2 separate regions of the Homo sapiens genome follow, and region 2 is linked to region 1. The links are chromatin loops, found by intact Hi-C in ENCODE. Cell type or tissue: CD14-positive monocyte. All regions are shown on one strand. Each heading gives the region's core, and the rest is flanking DNA. Links, peaks and the distances in the headings are about the cores only. Region 1 holds the start of LOC124902284 (a long non-coding RNA gene). Region 2 overlaps PTPA (protein phosphatase 2 phosphatase activator).

Region 1 (10,620 bases), core at 694-8,693:
AGCCCACGAGGCTGTTGAGGCCCCTGCAGCCGGGCCCAGCTCTTCTGTCCTTGGCCACCAGAGACTGCAGCCCACAACCCTTGGAGGGGTTGGGCCGGAAGGTGGAAGAGCCTGCCAAGGACCTCATTTAGTTTGTGTATTAAAACCAAAAAGCTTTTGTCTTTAAGAAATAAAACCATTTTTTTAAGCCCCAAAAGGTTGCAGGAAGGTGGGTAAGGGCCGCAAACAATGTTGGTGGCTGAGATGAGAGCTGGGACCCCACAGGGCTGGATGGCCTTCCTGGGCCCTTTTCTGGCCTGCAGCAGGCATGGAGACCGCCTCGGCCTGGCTCAGACCAGCAGCCATGGGAGGCCCACTGCCCTCATATCTGTACTGTTCCCGGGAATGAAGTCCTCTGTCACCCTGCAGGGCCCCCAGAAATGGGGGCTGGGGGGGTGGGAGAGGAGGACAGAAACCCACCCTAGACCCCATCTCCCATCTTGAGTCCCAAGGGGACACCCAGATGTTTGGGCAGAGCCTTGCTGTGTGAACCTGGGCAGGGATCGTCTCCCCATCCTATTGCGGGGCAGGATGGGTGATCATGGATTCCTAGACTGGCCAGAGGGTGTGTGGGACAGATGGAAGGACATTCAGTCCCTTGCTTCTGGGCACACAGAAGGCGTGGGATCTCTCCGGCCATTTAACCATGAAGGGGCTGAGGAAATGGCCCAGAAAACAGGTGCAGACTGTAGGTCCCGGCCAGGCTCCCAGGACAGCTGAGGCCAGCAGAAGACTCAAGTCCCTCAACCCACCCATTTGCAGCCAGTAACTGAGGGTGCCACCAGCCAGTGACACCACTTACGAGGGATCTGCAGAAAACAGGGGTGAGGGATGGTCTGAGGCCAGTCCCTCTACCTGTCCCCACGCCCACCAGGGAAGTCAGGAGAGCCTTTCTGCTCAAAGTCACCCCAGTCCAGCCCCCGGGAGGTAGGACAACACTCCCCCATCCCAGAGGGCACAAAGACGGTCAGCCCTGGGCAATGGTGGTGGGAACCCTGGCCCTTGGGGTGGCGGGGTGGCAGATGGCACAGCAAGGAATCTCGATGGAGTCAATGAGCTGGGCCAGTTCTCCAGTATCCCGCCCTGCCCATGCAGGGTCACCATGCCCCTAAAGTGCCAGCCATGGGGCTCCACACATGAGTAGTCTGCACGGGGACAACCTACTTTCTTTTTCTTTCTTTCTTTCTTTCTTTCTTTCTTTCTTTATCTATCTATTCTATTTTTTTGAGACGGAGTGTTGCTCTGTCGCACAGGCTAGAGTGCAGCAGCACGATCTCAGCTCACTGCAACCTCCGCCTCCAGGGGTTCAAGCAATTCTCCTGCCTCAGCCTCCCAAGTAGCTGGGATTACAGGCGTCCGCTGCTACGCCCAGCTAATTTTTTGTATTTTTAGTAGAGATGGGGTTTCGCCATGTTGGCCAGGCTGGTCTTGAACTCCTGACCTCAGGTGATCCACCCACCTCAGCCTCCAAAAGTACTAGGATTACAGGCGTGAGCCACTGTGCCTGGCCCCCACTTTAGTTAGAAGGTACAGCAGCTACACTTGTGAATAAAGTGAGGACCATCTCCCACCTGCCCCCAATACACCCCTGAATACTCTTCCCCATACTCCATCCGGATTTCCACCACAGAACGTGGCCCCTTCAGATGTGCAAACACACCTGGGGAAGAGTGACCGCCCGGTCGCTGTGTGACTTCTTCCTTCGGTGGCTGGACGGCTTCCTCCCTGGCCGCAGCAGGGCCTCTGACCAGCAGGAGAGCCTGGGGCACCAGTGGGGGCTGGGGTGGAGGGGAGGGGGAGTTCTGCTGAGGTCTACAGCTGCTCAGCCCCACCTGACTGTGAGGGCCAGGCCTGTGCCCTGGACTGGGGGAGGAGGGGGAGTCAGATTTGTGTTTTCTGGCTCAGTTTGGCCTCTGCCTCGGGTAAGTGCTTTCTGGACCTCCATTTGCCATTCTTGCACTGAGAAAATATTATGAAACGCAAGGTTCCTGGCCGCAGAGGCTGCGCCATGCTATGAGGAGGCAAAGACAAAGGAATAATTACAGCACCACTAAGGCTATGAGGGGGTGCTGCAGGGGCCCAGGGAGCACAGACGGGGCCCCAAACCTTGTTGAAGGCATCTGGGCAGGCTTCCTGGAGGAGGTATGCCTGAGAGGATGAAGAGTTCACCAAAGAGGGGGGAGGGGCAACGGTGTTTCTGGCTGAGGGGACTGCATGAGTGTAGCCCTGGGGCAGGCCAGAAGCTTCTCTTTGGGCCAGTGGGAGCTGTTCCCGGGCTGGATCTCCTGGTGCCGGGTGAAGGTGGAGAGGAACAGGAACTGGCTCAAACGAGGTTTGTGTGGCCGGGACTAGATGTTTGGATGTCACCCTGTCTGTGGGGAGCCATGGAGGGGATTTGCTTGGTGGAGGGACGTGCCCTGAGCCTCCATGAGGAAGAGGGACCGTGGGCTAAGAGTGAAGGAGACAGCCCCTTGCGGAGGCCAGGGCGGGTGTCCAGGTGGGAGGGGCTGTGGCCTGGGCCAGATGGGGACAGAGTTGGTGGAGCTGGGAGATGTTTCGGATGCAGCAAAAAAAAAAAAAAAAAAAAAAAAACAGGAATTGGTGACTTGGTGATGGGCTGGGGAGACTGGGAGCCTTCAAAGCCAGTTTGCAGACTGGGCACGTTGGCTCACGCCTGTAATCCCAGCACTTTGGGAGGCCGAGGCGGGCAGATCACTTGAGATCAGGAGTTCGAGATCAGCCTTGCCAACACGGTGAAACCCCGTCTCTACTAAAAATACAAAAATTAGCCAGGCGTGGTGGGGCACACCTGTAATCCCAGCTACTCGGGAGGCTGAGGCAGGAGAATCACTTGAACCCAGGAGGTGGAGGTTGCAGTGAGCCGAGATCAGGCCACTGTACTCCAGCCTGATAGAGTGAGATTCTGCCAAAAAAAAAAAGCTGGTTTGGGGTTAGACACACAGGAGTGACCAGGAAGAAGAGATCCTGGCCATGGGACTTGCCTGGTGGAAGCCTCTGGAAGATGCAGGCCTGTCCTCCCACCCAGACAAGAGCTGGGGTCCAACCTGGCTTGAGTGTCCTCCTAGGCACAAAGCTTGCTCCCTTTCCCCATCTGGGGGATCTGTGCCCGCATTTGGTCCAGAGCATGGGGGCCCAGAGCAGAGCACTCACGGGCAGCCGGGAAGAGCAGGCTGTTTTCCCCCAGGAAGCACTAACCTGGGAGCTCGTGAGTGGACAGACCCCCCAACCCAGGCCCCTGGCCAGTGCTCCAGGCCTGGTGCAGGCATCTCAGGCCTTTCTACTTTTCAACCCAAAGGGAGGGCACCCTGAAGAATCGCCAGGCTGAGGCTGCCTGTGCAGTGATGAGGTCACACCAGGTGGGGGCCTGGGAGGCCAGTCCCAGGAAGGCCAGCTTCAGAAAAAAACGGGGACCTTCCCACGGAGGTGCTGGCCTTGCCGTTGGACCATGAGGATGTTAATGTCACTTCCTCCGAACGCTCTAGAGAAAACAAACCAGCTTAATCGTTTACACATGCTGCTCCGGGAAGCTGAGGGAGGGGTCGAGGCAGCCCTCCCTATAAAAGAGAAAATATTCAAACACTGCTGTCGCTATTGTAGCCCTAATTGCAGGGCTGTGTGGGCAGCTTCCTGGGCACCCATCCCAGGGTATCATTTTTCCATGAGGACAAGGTACCTAAGGCCCTGCCCTGGGCTGAAGAACTTGCTGCCTTTGCCCATTTGGCCAAGTGAGCTTGAGTTTGGGAGAGGGCATTGCGTGTCTCTGCTTTTATTTTTTTTTATGTGAAATAAAAGAACTTGAGAGAGAAAGGGAGGGGGAAGGAGAGAGAGAGATTGAAGGAAAGACAGTCAGCTCTTGCAAAAACCCAAACCAGAGAAATAAAGACTAGAGTTTCTGGTCCTGTGACCCTGGACAAGGCACTTCTCGGGGACTTGGTTTCCTTGTCTGTAAAATGGGGATAATTACAGAACCCACTGCATAGGGTTGTTGGCACAAAGTTCCCGCCCATAAATGGGTGCCTCAGTGTTTACGGTGGAGGAGCACAGGGTGAGGGATGGAGTTTGAGAAAATATACGTACTCCCCTTCCTGGGGTGAAATGGCACTTTCTCTGTCCAGAGACCCGGCATACCCGGTCCAGAGGCTCTTCCCCCGTTCCTTTGATGTCCACTAGCCTTAGGAGCCCCAGCTGGGGACCCAAATCAACTTGGTACCTCCGGCTCCTGCACCTCTGCTTCTCGCCCCTGGGGGGCGCCGTGGGGCCGCTGCAGGGCCCTGGACTGGGTTCCCGCGATGTGGCCGCACACACCCCATCCTCTCCGCTCTCCTGGGAGATCTCCAGGGCTGGCAACGGGCTCCTGACCCAGCCTCCTCTGGAAAGACAAAGAAACAAGCAAATCCCAAACCACCAGCAGGGGTTACAGCGTTTACAGAAGCCTTAGGAAACAGGAACCAACAGCCGTGAAGATATTCACATGCTTTCCCCCAGCAAACCCGTCTCTAAGCTCTACTTTGAAAAATAATCAAAATCTCAAAATCGGGGGGCGGGGGAAGCAATGTGCACATCAGTGTTTATCACATATTTTATACGTGCAATGTAAAAAATCTGGAAAGACACAAGCCAAAATGTGAGTAGCTTAATTTTTTTTTTTTTTTTTTTTTTGAGACTGAGTCTCACTCTGTCACCCAGGCTGGAGTATGGCACAACCTCGGCTCACTGCAACCTCCACCTCCCTGGTTCAATTGGTTCTACTGCCACAGGCTCTCGAGTAGCTGGGACTACAGGCCTGCGCCACTATACCCAACTAACTTTTTGTATTTTTAGTAGAGACAGGGTTTCACCATGTTGGCCAGGCTCGTCTCAAACTCCTGACCTCAGGCAATCCACCTGCCCGGGCCTCCCAAAGTGCTGGGATTATAGGGCTGAGCCGCTCTGCCAGGCCAATTAGCTTAAATTTTATGGTGACTCACAATCCACGAGTCTCCATATTTTTAAAATAACTTTATAGAAAAAACAATCTTTAAAAAGAAAGCAGGCCAATGTAACAGCCTCGAGTACATAATAAGGTCTTCAAAGGTTAAAAAAAAATGTGCTTTTGGCTGGGACTGGTGGCTCACACCTGTAATCCCAACACTTTGGGAGGCCGAGGCGGGCGGATAACGAGGTCAGGATTTTGAGACCAGCCTGGCCAGCATGGTGAAACCTCGTCTCTACTAAAAATACAAAAATTAGCCAGGCGTGGTGGCGCACACCTGTAGTCCCAGCTACTCAGGAGGCTGAGGCAGGAGAATTGCTTGAATCCGGGAGGCGGAGGTTGCAGTGAACTGAGATCATGCCACTGTACTCCAGCCTGGGTGACAGAGTGAGACTCCGTCTCAAAAAAAAAAAAAGTGCTTTCTTCCCTGTGTTTTGTGTCCCCCTGGTGCCTCACACAGAGCTAGATGTGTCCTCTGGATACTTGCTGGTCAGTGGAGGTACTGGAAACAGTGTGTTTGAGAACATCTGTCTCCCAGGCTGGAGTGCAGTGGTGAGATCCTTGCTCACTATAACCTCAAACTCTTGGACTCAAGTGATTCTCCCGCTCTGGCCTCTCCAACTGCTGGGATTACAGGTGTGAGCCACTGCGTAATGGCTCTCCAAGAACTTCTTAATTCTTAGTTCACACCTTAGAAAAAGTGGGAATGGATTGAGCTTGGGATATAAGGCAGTCAGGAATGAGCACCTTGAAATCAGAAGGGGGACTCAAAAGAGAGACGGTGTGGCAGATACAATTCTAACATGGCCCTGCCAGCCGGGCGCAGTGGCTCACACCTGTAATCCCAGCACTTTGGGAGGCCGAGGCAGGCAGATCACCTGAGGTCAGGAGTTTGAGACCAGCCTGGCCAACATGGCATCTCTACTAAAAATACAAAAAATTAGCCGGGCACAGTGGCGCACACCTGTAATCTCAGCACTTTGGGAGGCCAAGGCAGGCAGATCACCTGAGGTCAGGAGTTTGAGATCAGCCTGGCCAACATGGCATCTCTACTAAAAATACAAAAAATTAGCCAGGCGTGGTGGCACACACCTGTAATCCCAGCTACTCGATAGGCTGAGGCAGAAGAATCGCTTGAACCCGGGAGGTGGAGGTTGCAGTGAGCCAAGATCACACCACTGAACTCCAGCCTGCACTGCAGAGCAAGACTCCGTCTCAAAAAAAAAAAAAAAAAAAAAAGATGGCCCTGTGATTCCCACCCCAGGTAGTCCCACCTTTGTGTAATCCCTTCTCCTTGAGCGGAAACTGTGGCTTGTTTCTGACAAATAGAGTGCGGCAAAGGTGAAAGGATTTTTCAGATGTAATTAAGGTCTCCACTCAGTTGACGCTGATGTAAGCAAAAGGAAGATTCTCCCTGGTGGGCCTGACCTAATCAGGCGAGCCTTTTGAAAGATCCAGGTTGTCCCTGAAAGAAGAGATTCCAAGCAGACAGCCACTTTCCTGCTGAGCTGGAAGACGCAAACAGCTATGCTGTGAAGTGCCTGCGGAGGGGGAGGCCGCCAGGAGCTGAGGGCTTCAGTTTCAGAACCACAAGGAGCCCAATTCTGCCTACAATTCAAACAAGCTTAGAAGAAGACACTGAGCTTCAAGTGAGACTCAGCCTGGATGACACCTCGATTGCAGCCCTGGGAGGTCCTGAGCACAGCACCAAGCTGAGCCTCGCCCAGACTCCTGACCTACAGGAACTGTATGATCGTAAGCGTGTATAGTTTTAAACTGGCAACTTGTTACACAGCCATAAAAAACTAACACAGGTGGGAATGAAGCTTGAAAGTTTACCTTGGCTGGTGCGGTAGCTCACACCTGTAATCCCAGCACTTTGGGAGGCCGAGACGGGAGTATCACCTGAGGGTCAGGAGTTGGAGACCAGCCTGGCCAATAAGGTGAAACCCCGTCTCTACTAAAAATACAAAAATTGGCCAGGCGTGGTGGTGCACACCTGTAATCCCAGCTTCTCCAGAGGCTGAGACAGGAGAATTGCTTGAACCCGGGGGGGCAGAGGTTATAGTGAGCCGAGATTGCCCCATTGCATTCTTGCCTGGGCGACAGAGCAAGACTCTGTCTCCCCCCCGCAAAAAAAAAAAAAAAAAAAAGAAAGAAAGAAAAGAAAGTTCACCTTGAGCTTGGCCTCCCTTGGCCCACGGGACACCCAGGGAACCCCCAGACCTGCCACAGAGCAGACTGGATGGTAGGCCCCTGCTCTAATTACCTGCCAGTCCACAGTAAACAGCCTCTTGTCTTATTTATCTCCTTCCTGGCCATTCTGCACAGTCAACAGGCCAGTTGTCTAAAACACAGCCTTGATCACGGATCATGTCTCTTCCCTGCCTAGAGCCTCCCTTGGCTCCCCAGGGCCCTTGCAGCAAAGATCAATCACCCAGGCCAGGTGTCTACAGTGCCACCATCCAACCTTAACCCCGCCTCGTCCCTACCCAGATTTTTTTTTTTTTTTGAGACAGAGTTTCGCTCTTGTCACCCAGGCTGGAGTGCAATGGCACAATCTCGGCTCACTGCAATCGCCACCTCCCAAGTTCAAGCGATTGTCCTGCCTCAGCCTCCTGAGTAGCTGGGACTACAGGCACCTGCCACCACGCCTGATTCATTTTGTATTTTTAGTAGGGACAAGGTTTCACCATGTTGGCCAGGCTGGTCACAAACTCCTGGCCTCAGGTGATCCGCCCGCCTCAGCCTCCCAAAGTGCTGGGATTACAGGCGTGAGCTGCTGCACCTGGCCAGATTCTTCAGACAATCCTAACAATTCGGTCCCCTCTTTCCATTGTATCCCTCCTCCCTGTCTCCCTGTAGCAACAGCTTCCCATCCAACCCCTTTGCCAGCAAAAATCCACTCCAATGAGGTTACAATGTAGTGTCACCTTTTAAATTTTTTTTTATTTATTATTATTATTATTTTGAGACATGGCCTCACTCTGTCACCCAGGCTGAAGTGCAGTGGCATGATCTGGGCTCACTGCAACCTCCGCCTCCTGCCTCAGCCTCGCAAGTACCTGGGACTACAGGCATGCGCCACCACACCCAGCTAATTTTTGTATTTATTTTTCGAGATGGGGTTTCACTATGTTGCCCAGTCTGGTTTCGAACTCCAGTCTCAAATGATCCACCCACCTGGGCCTCCCAAAGTGCTGGGATTACAGGCGTGAGCCACTGCGCCTGGCCAAGTTCAATTCTGGACAGTCAGCAAACATAATAAAAAATATATATAACTCCGTGTTATAATTTTATATTTGGAAAATGGAAAAAAAAAGCCCTAGTTTCATAATTCAAACTTCTAAAAGTGAAGCTACTCAAACTCTTCTTGGCTGGTGTAGATACTGAGGGGGCAGCCACCGTCAGCTGGGTGGCCTCAAACCTGCATCTCTAGGGACCATCACAATAACATCATCAAAAGGGGCTTAGAGGTGGAGAAACACTGCCTACCTCCCAGGCTCACTCTCTCTTTTAGATATATATATCCACATATATCCATATGACATTATATATGTTTAACATGCATAGTAAAAGAATCTGGAAAGTCATAAACGATAATGTGACCAGTGACTTTTTACAGGGAGGTGGGATTCTGGGTGGTCCCTATTCTTTATATATATACTTGTAAATTTCTCTACTTAGGTACTAAAAATTGACAACACTCTAAAAAATCCTGTCCAAATTGGAACCATCTTTTTGGAGGACAATATGTACTACACGTCCCAAACAGACATGCCTTTTTGACCCAGCAGTTTTACTTCTAGAAACATATTTTAGGAGGGGCACAGTGGCTCACGCCTGTAATCCCAGCACTTTGGGAGGCTGAGGCAGTAGGATCGCTTGTGTCCAGGAGTTTGAGACCAGCCTGGGCAACATAGCGAGACCTTGTCTCTACAAAAAAGTCAAAAAATTGGCCAAGTGTGGTGGTGCATGCCTGTGGTCCCAGTTATTTGGGAGGCTGAGGTGGAAGGATCACTTGAGCCCAGGAGGTCAAGGCTGCAGTGAGCTATGATTGTGCCACTGCACTATAGCCTGGATGACAGAGCAAGACCCTGTCTTGGAAAGAAAGAAAGAAGAAAGAAAAGAAAAGAAAGGAAGGGAGGGAGGGAAAGAAGGAAAGAAAGAAAAGAAAAGAAAAGAAAAGAAAAGAGAGACGGGGAGGGAGGGAGGGAAGGGAGGAAGGAAAGAAAAGGAAGGAAGGAAGGGAGAGAAAGAAACATACTTTAACGAAATGGCTGTGAGGTAGGAGGTGGGACTCAACTCTGGAGGTGGGGCTCAGACACCGGACCAATTGAGGACTAGCCAAAACAGGGACGGGGGCAGAAGCAGCTTTCCATACCACAGATCACCAGTGTGCCATGTCAGTTTACTATCGCCATGGCAACACCCAGGAGTTACCCCCCATTTCCATGGCAATGACCCAACAACCCAAAAGTGACTACCCCTTCCCTAGAAATTTCTGCATAAACTGCCCCTTAATCTACATTAATTAAAATATAATTAAAAGTAGGTATAAATATGTCCGCAAAACTGCCCTGAGCTGCCCCTCTCTACCTGTGGGGGTAGCCCTGTTCTGCAGGAGCAGTCACGGAGCTGTGACACCGTTGCTTCAATAAAGCTGTTTTCTTCTGCTCTACCATGGCTTGCCCTTGAATTATTTCCTGGGCAAAGCCAAGAACCATCACGGGCTAAGCCTTGCTTTGAGGCTCGCCTGTCCTGCATCCGCTGTGCACAGAGATTGATGTACGAAGACGCCCATTGAAAGCATGGCATGTGCTCATGCACCCTGATGAATCAATTATCCAACAACGAGGGCTGATTAAATAAATGATGAGGGTCTCCAGGATGATGATGTACCGTGCAAGGGCACTGTCACAGTTCATGCCACTGACCACCGAGACCCCTAGGAGTACATGCAGATGTATGATCAAAGGAAATTCTCAAGCGATGATAAAAAAAGCAAGTCTTAGGTGTCTCTTCAAGGCTGTGAGCCCCGAGCACAGACAGCACTCACCGCTGTGACACACTGGCGTCTCCCCGATGCTGAGAAGCCCTCTGTAAATATCTTTTGCTGTGGAATTCCATCCTGAATATAGTCTTCAATTTGGTCCGGTGGGGGAAAAAACAACCTGAACCTCCCTGTGGCCCTCTGCTTGTATCCACACACACGTGCATGTACACACTCATCATTCACATCCGTTTCTTCACTTAACATATCTTCCCCAGGAGCCGGGGACACAGGCACGGCAGAGAACGGCACAGACCGAAATCCCGGTGCCCCTCAAGTGCACATCCTAGGGGGACACGGGCAATGAGATAAAGACACAGAAGGTAAAGGGGGTCTGCACACTGACGACCTCGAGGTACCTTGCTGGCCTCTTGAGAACTTGGCCTTCCTCCAAGCAGGATCAAAGCCACCTGAGGGCTTCGCACACAGGGGTGATGGGGGCCTCTGACTCTGGGTGGGGAGTGACCGTAAGGGCCCAGGGTAGACTCAGGGATCCAGTCGGGAGGTACTGCAGTGACCCAGGGCCTCACTGCAA
Region 2 (10,620 bases), core at 787-8,786, 600 kb before region 1:
AAGAGAGAGCAGCACTCAGGGCCGGTTTCACATATGCAGCTGGGGGCATGGCCAGCCTGTTTCATTAGCTTAAGCCTGCCTCTCCCCAGGTACATACATAGCTCTTGGCTGAGTCTTTGCACATGGCAGGCCTGGTCTGCCTTGCCCTCCCAGGCGCAACTTCTCATGTGGGCATCACCCTGCTAGTTCTTACCCAGTGCCAGGATTTCCTGTAAGTTTCTTATGCCGTTTGTTTCCATAGACACAGGCAAGATCCACTTCCTGGCAGGGACTCTTTTCTCAGGACTGAATGGCTGCAGATAGCCTCCGCGTTGTATTTTCCACCGGCCCTGGTGCTGGGCTATTTCTAAAAGCCAACCTGGAAGGAGCACCTTCTAACTGATCTTTGGGTTGGATAGACAGCCACCCGATTTCTTCATTGAGTAACATTTTATGTGCCAATGCTGCCCGCACCTCTGACTCCGATTCTACTTCTTGGTCCCTGTCTTCTGTGGGAAAGGTGTAGGGGGATGGGCTCTCAAACTCTGCCACCCTACAAAGCATTGCACACGATGATCTGGCATTTCCACAAAGATTGAGTTGCAAGCTGATTTACCATAGCATTGTGTATGAAATAGGTAGTGAAACAGGTGGAAATAACCCAAACATTTAACAGTGAGGAATTAAATTAATTATAATGCAGTGGCACGATGAAATGTTATTCACTTAGTAAAAGTTGTCATAAGATTATGTTTATATGTAGATGTGGAATGAGGTTCATGAGGAAAAGGAGCAGGCTGCAAAGCAGAGTGTGTCCTGCGATGAATGCATACCATTACCCCGCGCCGGGCACTGTGCACCTTCGGAGGTATTTATCATCAGCCCCATTTTTTAGACGAAGAAACTGAGAGGCTCAGAGTTAGTCACTTGCTCAAGGTCTCACAGCAGCTAAATGGTGTTTTAGCTGGGGTTTGAATCCAGGCCCACCATGCTAAACCATGTAAAACACTATGAGAAGATAACACAGAAGGGTATGTTAAAATGTTTAGTGTAGGCCAGGCACGGTGGCTCACGCTTGTAATCCCAGAACTTTGGGAGGCCGATGCAGGTGCATCACTTGAGGTCGGGAGTTTGAGACCAGCCTGACTAACATGGAGAAACCCCATCTCTACTAGAAGTACAAAAATTAGCTGGGCGTGGTGGTGTGCGCCTTTAGTCCCAGCTACTTGGGAGGCTGAGGCAGGAGAATCGCTTGAACCTGGGAGGCAAAGGTTGCAGTGAGCCGAGATTGCACCACTGCACTCCAGCCTGGGCAACAAGAGCGAAACTCTGTCTCAAAAAAAAAAAAAAAAAGTTTAGTGTATTTCTGGGTGGCAGGATTACTGGTCATTTTCATTTTCTTCTGTTTATATTTCTATTTTTTATGATGAGTAGGTATTGCATACTGAACAAAAGGCTTCCATAAAGTCTTTTTAAAAAGATGTCAGGGCTGGAGTTAGCTTCTCTATAGCAGCAGCCCATGGGTAGGCTGCCTACAGAAACCAGGTGCTAAAGCCACCCCGTCCCTGTCCCATCAGCCTAGTGTGCTTCCCTCTCTGGAAAGCCTATCATGCTCTCCTGACCCTCCTTCATATTCAGAACAGTGGGGAAGAAAGAGGGATGGGGGAGAGTTCCCAGTAGGGGCCATGCCAAGGGGTCATTGTCTGGCAGCAGTGGACTTCCCTCTGTGGCTAAGCGGGAGCCACTTGCTCTGTAGCTTGGACCCCTCTATTTTGCCTCCACAGGCCATTGAGAAACTAGTCGCTCTTCTCAACACGCTGGACAGGTGGATTGATGAGACTCCTCCAGTGGACCAGCCCTCTCGGTTTGGGAATAAGGCATACAGGACCTGGTATGCCAAACTTGATGAGGTGAGGCTGCCACAGGACAGGCCAGGGACTGGGCTGGCAGTGAGGGTGGTTCTGGCACCAGTTGGGGAAGGGCCTGCATTGTATAGCGCTTCTAGGCATATACAAATCTCAGTTTGTTAAAATGTCAATTTCACTTAGCAAAATTACAAATGAGTTTATACTCTGCTTGGTCATCTTCTGGGAAACACGACTGTGCACATACGGCCCTCTGCACTACAAGGCTGTTTATTAAGTCACTGTATTACAGCAAACTGGAAATGTTCCAAGTATCCATCTGTAGGGGATTATTTAAATAAATTAGTCCATCAATATCATGGAGTACTGTGCAGCTATAAAAAGGAATTTTTTTTATTTTTTATTTTATCTTTTTTTTTTTTTAGACGGAGTCTCGCTGTGTTGCCCAGGCTGGAGTGCAGTGGCGCAGTCTTGGCTCACTGCAAGCTCCACCTCCTGGGTTCACGCCATTCTCCTGCCTCAGCCTTCCGAGTAGCTGGGACTACAGGCACCCACCACCACGCCCGGCTAATTTTTTGTATTTTTCGTAGAGACGGGGTTTCACCGTGTTAGCCAGGATGGTCTTGATCTCCTGACCTTGTGATCCGCCCATCTCGGCCTCCCAAAGTGCTGGGATTACAGGTGTGAGCCACCACGCTCGGCCCCAAAAAGGAATTTTTTTCATAGCTGGGCACGGTGGCTCATACATGTAATCTCAGAATTCGGGGAGGTTAAGGCGGGAGGATCACTTGAGCCCAGGAGTTTGTGAGTAGGTTGGGCAACATAGCAAGACCCCGTTACTGCAAAAAATAAGAAATGGTGGTGCACACCTTTGGTCCCAGCTGCTTGGGTGGCTGAAGCAGGAGAATGACTTGAGCTCTGGAGTTTGAGGCTGCAGTGAGCTATGATGGAGCCATTGCACACCCACTTGGAATGCTAGCTGCATACTCCATGGTGTGGATGGACTAGTCTATTGAACTGATCCTCTACTGATGTTTTTATTTTTGAATCTTACGAAGGTGTTACCTATTCAAAGCAAACAAAAATAAAAATGCAGGATCTCAGACCCTGTCTAGAAAAGCAGAGTCTACAGGTCTGGGTAGGGACTGGGAACCTGGATTTTTACTAGCTTTCCAGGAGATGGCTCATGCCAGTTGTCTACAACTGAGCTTAAGGAAATTTGGGTCCTAATTGCTCTGGCCCAATATTTTCACATAGAGCAGAGGGGAGGACTCAGGACCCAGTGAAGTGCTGTTCCCAAGAGACGCCCGGGCCTGCCTCTGGACTCTTAAGATGGTACATGATCTTTTTTTTTTTTTTTTCCTGTTGTTCAGGCTGGAGTGCAGTGGCATGATCTCAGCTCCCTGCAGCCTTGACCTCCTGGGCTCAAGCAATCGTCCTGCCTCAGCCTCCCAAGTTGCTGGGACTACAGCATGCGCCACCATGCTTGGCTAATTTTTGTGTTTTTAGTAGAGACGGGGTTTCATCATGTTGGCCAGGCTGATCTCGAAATCCTGGCCTCAGGTGATCCGCCCACCTTGGCCTCCTAAAGTGTTGGAATTACAGGTGTGAGCCACTGCTCCCAGCCTTAAGTTATATCTTAAAGCTGACAAATCATAGCTTTACAGCTTGATGGATTTTTACATGTTTTTACTCATGGACTCACCACTCATGCCAAGTTTTTTACCCATGGATTCACCACTCATGTCAAGCAATAGAACATTCTAGCTGGAGTGCTCCCCTTCCCAATTGATATCGCCCAGATTATTCTGATTTCTATTCCATAAATTGATTTTTTTCCATGTTTCTGAACTTCGTATAACTCTCTGGCTTCTTTTGCTCAATGTCATGTCTGAGATTCATCCATGTTTTCATGTCTAGCTATAGGTCTTTTTCTTTGCTGTGTAGTATTCTATTGTATGAATATACCACAATTTATTCATTTCACTGTTGATGGACATTTCCATTGCATTTCCACCTTTTGGCTACTCTAAACAGTGCTGTTGTGAACATTCTTCTGCACGTCTTTTGATGGCACATGACACCAGCTCTTGCTGACCTGAGAGTGTGAAGGAAGGTGGCCTGTGTGGGAATCATAGCACTGACCTTCCAGAGTCTCTGTGGGGCTCCAGTGAGTTACCACATGGGAGGGTTGAGGCTTTTTTCCAGATTCCTCCTGTTTTGCCCCTAGACTCCTGTGCCCTGGAAAAATCAGTTGATGATAAGTCGCCTGGGTAGTCTTCTGCTGTGGAAGAATAAATGCTGTCCCTCCCCTTCCTTCTGTGGCCTGTCAGAACAGGAACCAAGCTGGCCTGGCAAGGCAGTGTGGGCCCCCAGTCAGGTGCTGCCCCTGGGCACCTGCCCACTGGGATGCTGCTTAATATGCTGCCACCACTTTGTGTCTCTTGTGTTACCAGGAAGCAGAAAACTTGGTGGCCACAGTGGTCCCTACCCATCTGGCAGCTGCTGTGCCTGAGGTGGCTGTTTACCTAAAGGAGTCAGTGGGGAACTCCACGCGCATTGACTACGGCACAGGTATCTGCTGCTTGTGGGGCTCTGTACTTATCTAGCTTCACTGCTTTCTGTTTTGGGCTTCAGGTGGTCTCTGGGCCCTCTGAGCAAGTGAGAGCAATCAAGAATTCGCCAAGCACCTGCAACCTATTGGGGCCAGCTGGGGTTAGGGTGGCTTCACCGGCAGGGAGGGCGTAGGCATGCAGGGAGGCCCGGATGCTGCAGCTCTGCTGTGGTCCACCAGGGGGAGCTGATGCCCCGTGCATGGTGCTTGCGCAGCGCTGCTTTCTGTTCTTGTGAAAATGGTCTCTGAGCTCCTCATCATCACCAAAATAATTATTAATTGAGCACTTACTGTGTGTCAAGGCAGCAGCTTACTGAAGCTTTGAGAAATGGGAACGCTTCTTGGTGGCCTTTGCAGTGTCGTGGCACACCCTCTCCCTTGAACCCCTTGTCTCTTAGCCACATTCTCTGTGCTATTGGGCTGTTTGGATCTGTGGTCCATGTAAGCCAAGGGACCTGGACTTTGAGGAGAGGGAGTGTGTGGACACTTTAAAAGGGAAGTGTAGACAGGTGCAGTGGTGCGTGCCTGTAATCCTAGCACTTTTGGAGGCTGAGGGGGAGGATTGCCTGAGCTCAGGAGTTTAAGACCAGCCTAGGCAACGTAGCAAGACTCCATCTCTTTTTTAAAAATTTATTTTAAGTTATTTTTATTTATATATTTATTTTTTTGAGACAGGGTCTTGCTTTGTCACCCGGGCTGCAGTGCAGTGATGTGATCTTGGCCCACTGCAGCCTTGACCTCCCGGGCCCAAGTGATCCTCTCACCTCTGCATCTCCCCACTCCCCAGTACCTGGGACTACAGGTGTGCACCACCAGCCTGGCAATTTATTTATTTATTTGAGACAGAGTCTCACTCTGTTGCCCAGGCTGGAGTGCAGTGGCATGATCTTGGCTCACTGCAACCTCCACCTCCTGGGTTCAAGCGATTATTCTGCTGGGACTATAGGCACACACCACCATACCTGGCTAATTTTAGTGTTTTTGGTAGAGACAGGGTTTCACCATGTTGGCCAGGCTGGTCTCGAACTCCTGACCTCTGGTGAGGTCACTTCTCCACCCACCTTGGCCTCCCAAAGTGCTGGGACTGGGATTACAGGCGTGAGCCACTGCGCCCAGCTGATTGTTTTGTATTTTTTGTAGAGATGGGGTTTTGCCATGTTGCCTGGGCTGGTCTTGAACTCCTGAGCTCAAGCTGTTCTCCCACCTCAGCCTCCCAAAGTGCTCAGATTACAGGTGCAAGCCACCATGCTGAGACCCCATCTCTCAAAAATATAAAAGGGAGGTGTTCTCTAGGTCAGGGCATGGCCTGTGGAGCCACCATGCTGAGACCCCATCTCTCAAAAATATAGAAGGGAGGCATTCTCTGTGTCAGGGCACGGCCTGTCGAGCCACCATGCTGAGACCCCATCTCTCAAAAATAGAGAAGGGAGGCGTTCTCTAGGTCAGGGCCTGGCCTGTGCAGCTAAGGAGGACCTCTGCTTTGGTGAGGGCCCGCCTTCCTTCCCTGAGGCAGGCAGATGGGGCACCGCTCAGCCCTCCCCTTGTCTGGGGAATGTGATCCACAGGAGGGAGCCCCAGCCACAGAGGCAGGCCCTGGAGAAGGGCCCTCTTGGACCGGGTGGGGCTTTGACTAAGACCAGCAGGAAAAGATCAAAGAGGGAAGACTGGCCAGGTCAGCAGGGGTTGGTGCCCCAGCTGCATGTGAACCCCTGAACAATGGGAGCCTGGGCCCTGTCTGGTCATAATTGGAAACTGTGGCAGGGGAAGGAAACTGAGCTCACAAGCTTCCAGGCCCTGGAGGGGTCTTCGTCCTCCAGAGACAGGACAGAAGTATTCTCTGACACATTCTCTTCTCACCTCCCTCCAGATAGGTTTTGTGTGACATTGTGAACAATGGGATTCAATCACAGTCCAGTGAGTTGTTCCTACAGTGCAGACCATTCCTGTTTGATATGACTGGGAAAGGAAGGAGGATACTTTTTCACCCTGTAATCTGATCATGTGTTCCCTGCTTAGAAGCCTGCAGTGGCTCCCTATTGCTCTTAGGGTAAAGTCTGAGCTCTTTCCTATGGCCAAAAGGCCCATGTGACCTGTAGCCTCCTGTCATTACACGTTCTCCCTTGCTCTCACTGCCTTCGACATACTGGCCTCCTTAGTGTTCCTCAAACAGATCAAACTTTTTCTTGCCTCAAGGCCTGTGCACATGCTATTCCTTCTGGCTAGAATGCATTTCTTGCTTCCCTCACTCCCTTTGCCTTGCCAGCTCACATCTTTCAGATTTCAGATTAGATGTTACTTCCTTAGGGGAAACCTTGAACCCTTACGTCAGGGTCCTTCTGTGATATCCTCCAGTTAGTACCCTGTCTTTCTCCTTCAGAGCTGGAATCATAGTAGTGACTGTATATTTATAATGTCTGTTGTCCCTGATAGATCATAAACTTTCTGAGGGCAAGGACTTACTTGTCACTGTCTCCTAGTGCGTAACATGGACAGTGACTGCTTACATAGTAGGTGCTCAGTAAATATGGTGGAATTGCTGAGTGAGTTAAACCTACGTAATGAAATGTAAATGTCCAGCCCGGGTCTTTTACGAGTGGAATTATAGTACTGGTAGTTCTTTTTTTTTTTTTTTTTTTTTTTTTTTTGAGACAGTCTCACTTTGTCACCCAGGCTGGAGTGCAGTGGCCTTATCATGGCTCACTGCAGCCTCAACCTCCTGGGCTCAGGAGATCCTCCATCTCAGCCTCCTGAGTAGTTGGGACCACAGGCACATGCCACCATGTCTGGCTAATTTTTGTATTTTTTGTAGAGACAGGGTTTTGCCATGTTGGCCAGGCTGATCTCAAACTCCTGAGCTCAAGCAAGCTGCCTGCCTCAGCCTCCTGAAGTGCTGGGATTACAGGCATGAGCCACCATGCACGGCCAGTACTGGTATTATAGTTCTTGAAAGGAAAGGGCCTAGCAAGTCTTTCTGAATGGGGAAGAGGTCTCATTGTCTCCATGTTGACCACCCTCCTCAGAGGGGCACTTATCAATGATTCGGATTCTGGGAGACTAAAACAATCCCAGTCCTTTACCTGGACTACTGTCAACGCTGGTTGTTTTTCTCCTCCAGGGCATGAGGCAGCCTTCGCTGCTTTCCTCTGCTGTCTCTGCAAGATTGGGGTGCTCCGGGTGGATGACCAAATAGCTATTGTCTTCAAGGTGTTCAATCGGTGAGAGAAAGGACAGGAGGGTTGGAGGAGGGGGCGTGAGGGGCCATCTGTTTCCTCCTCAAACTGGGAAATGGGGTGCTCTAGGGTTCTCCTGAGTAGCTCATGGTTCTCTTGTCCTGTCCTAATCAAGCTCTGGCTGTGGATGGAGTGTCCAAGCCTTTTTTCCAACAGGTTCAAATTAACCTCCAAGTAAAAGCAAGTGAAAGAATTGTCACATAGGCCGGGCGCGGTGGCTCACGCCTGTAATCCCAGGACTTTGGGAGGCCCAGGCAGGCGGATCACGAGGTCAGGTGTTCGACACCAGCCTGGCCAACATGATGAAACCCCGTCTCTACTAAAAATACAAGAATTAGCTGGGCGTGGTGGCACTCGCCTGTAATTCCAGCTACTCAGGAGGCTGAGGCAGAAGAATTGCTTGAACCCAGGAGGCGGAGGTTGCAGTGAGCTGAGATCGTGCCACTGTACTCCAGCCTGGGTGACAGAGTGAGACTCTGTCTTAAAAAAAAAAAGAATTGTCACATAATGTCTGCCAGTATTGACACAGTGTTGACCATATGGAGGAAGAATTCTAAGCACTTTATGTATAACTCATTAATTCTAACAACAACCCTATGAAATAGCAACTGTTATTTCCATTTTACATATGAGGAAACTGAGGCACAGAGATATCCGGTGTCTTCACTGGGTTCACGCCAGCTGAACCCAGGTAGTCAGACTCTGACCTGCTGCCCCACACCACCCAAGCCAGTCGCTGGGCAGCACTGATGTGGATCAGTTACCCAGAGCTCTTAAAATCCCCATTGCGGGCCCCAGTCTAGCAGTGCTGCTGCAGCAGGCCTGTGACGGAGCCCAGGAGCAGTGCTCGATGCTTCACAGGTGGTTGATATGCAGCCTCTGATAATATAGAAGGTTGGAACCAGAAGAACCTAGGAGATAACCTGCTGGGACTTGTGTTAGCTTTCAGACAGGCCAACTGAGGCTGGAGAGGCTGAGGCCCTGCCCAGGGTTTTACAAGTTGTCAGGAGTTGATGGCACCAAAACCCACCTTCCTAATCAGTGATTTTTTATTTATTTATTTGTTTATTTTTTTTGAGACAGGGTCTTGCTCTGTCGCCCAGGCTGGAGTGCAGTGGAGAGATCTCGGCTCACTGCAAGCTCTGCCTCCTGGGTTCATGCCATTCTCCTGCCTCAGCCTCCAGAGTAGCTGGGACCACAGGCGCCCACCACCACACCTGGCTGATTTTTTGGATTTTTAGTAGAGACGGGGTTTCACCGTGTTGGCCAGGATGGTCTCGATCTCCTGACCTTGTGATCCGCCTGCCTCGGCCTCCCAAAGTGCTGGGATTACAGGCGTGAGCCACCGTGCCCGGGCCCTTAATCAGTGATTTTTATGCCTTTCCTGAGCCAAAAGATGGCTGAGTGTTTGTTGGGGGAAATAAAGCTACATTATTGAAATTGAGACCAGTTAACACTCTTCAGTGGTTATTTTGGGGTCTCCTTGTGCTCCCAGTGGCCGAAAGGGTGAGACTGTCTTTTTACTTTTTGCTACCTTCCCTTTCCCTGTCCTCCTGTGCAGGTACCTTGAGGTTATGCGGAAACTCCAGAAAACATACAGGATGGAGCCAGCCGGCAGCCAGGGAGTGTGGGGTCTGGATGACTTCCAGTTTCTGCCCTTCATCTGGGGCAGTTCGCAGCTGATAGGTACTAGAGCGGGAGGTGCCTATCCCTCCACCCCCAACCAAGGCTGCGTTCTGTGGCCCTCCCCTGCCCCTCCTGCGCTCCCTCCTTCCCTTCTTCCTGCCCAGGGCAGACAGTGACAGCTTGGAAAGCAGGGCATTAGACCAGCTATTGAGGGAGGCTGTTTACTGTCGACCTTCTGCTGTGAGAGCCCGTGTGGTGGGCTGGAGGAGGCGGAGGCCAAGCGCCACCAAGATAATGGGAAGTGACATGGGCTGGAGCAAGGGCGCACGCCTGGTGCATAATGGACTGGTGTGAAATGCGCCCCAGCTCCTGGCAGCAGCTGTGGGGTTTTATGTTGAAAATGAGGGACCCTTTTGATTTGGTGACCAGTGTCATCCACTGTTATTATCGAGCTGTGTGCAAAGGGGCCCGTTAGGGAGCAGCCGCCAAGTGCTGGGTGGTGGGCCTGCTTCCTGTGGGGCTCAGAGAGGCCTGCTCTGGTGACTCCCCAACTCTTGAAGCTAGTTTTCAGGATGGGCGTAGGTGATCATCTCTATTTTGATGAAGAATGAACTGCCTACAGACTGATATTCATAAATGACCATTAGTTGTGGCCTCGGGTGCATTGCCTCCCCGAATCTTCTCAGTGACACTGCGAAGGGTCTGCCAGCATGAAGCCGGCTCTGCTGACTGGCACCTGCACCAGGCACCATACTGAGTGCTGTAGGTGTGGTAATTGTTGTCATGGCCCCTAGGAGGAGGTGCTCTTCTTGTCCCCAGTGTCCAGGTGAGGAAACTGAACCTTGGCAGGCTGAAGTCATGCGTCCAACGCCATGCAGCTAGAGCTTAGCACATTAGAATACACAAACCCAGAGTTACTTATTGCTCCTTCAAGGTGAGGTGTTGAGGGCACCACGGGCAGGACTGAGGCCCCTGGGGGGGTGTGACTGCTGGGCCGGGTTGCCCAGGTAGTCGTGGGGCCTGGTTCTGAATGCTGGGGCCCATTCCTTTTCCCAGACCACCCATACCTGGAGCCCAGACACTTTGTGGATGAGAAGGCCGTGAATGAGAACCACAAGGACTACATGTTCCTGGAGTGTATCCTGTTTATTACCGAGGTGAGGAGGAGGGGTGAGAGAGAAGCCCATGGCTGCCTCCAGGCTCAGATGAACCAAGGCTGGTGGCCTTACAGTGGATCAGAAGAGCCAGAGCTGCTGCCCAAAATGGCAGGGCCGGCCGGAGCGGGTTATTGAAAAGGAAGCACCAC

What was found. Peaks named below come from ENCODE experiments on the same cell type or tissue, not always from the same donor. Only the 100,000 strongest peaks of a DNase experiment are listed, where the experiment ranks them.
Region 2: a loop joins it to region 1, with 3 times the contacts of the local background. A loop is called at or near these places in 10 of 110 quality-filtered maps.

What each region holds. Positions count from the first base shown.
Region 1 is chr9:129,722,479-129,733,098 of GRCh38, forward strand. It overlaps LOC124902284 (a long non-coding RNA gene), which reads right to left and starts at 4,389. Exons shown (of 2, transcript XR_007061815.1): 1 at 4,271-4,389; 2 at 3,811-3,854. It overlaps PRRX2 (paired related homeobox 2), which reads left to right. Exons shown (of 4, transcript NM_016307.4): 4 at 1-196. RefSeq lists an enhancer at 2,234-2,733 and a silencer at 4,273-4,466. In CD14-positive monocyte, for the core only: CTCF peaks have their summits at 4,300 (motif pointing right) and 4,504 (motif pointing right); a DNase peak (open chromatin) is centred at 4,313.
Region 2 is chr9:129,127,222-129,137,841 of GRCh38, forward strand. It overlaps PTPA (protein phosphatase 2 phosphatase activator), which reads left to right. Exons shown (of 10, transcript NM_178000.3): 4 at 1,764-1,889; 5 at 4,301-4,418; 6 at 7,574-7,673; 7 at 9,250-9,374; 8 at 10,371-10,471. Among named protein-coding and RNA genes, the nearest start is that of PTPA, 21 kb to the left of the region's middle. RefSeq lists enhancers at 1-547, 4,309-4,863, 5,957-6,457 and a silencer at 4,555-4,756. In CD14-positive monocyte, for the core only: CTCF peaks have their summits at 4,643 (motif pointing right) and 4,843; a DNase peak (open chromatin) is centred at 4,650.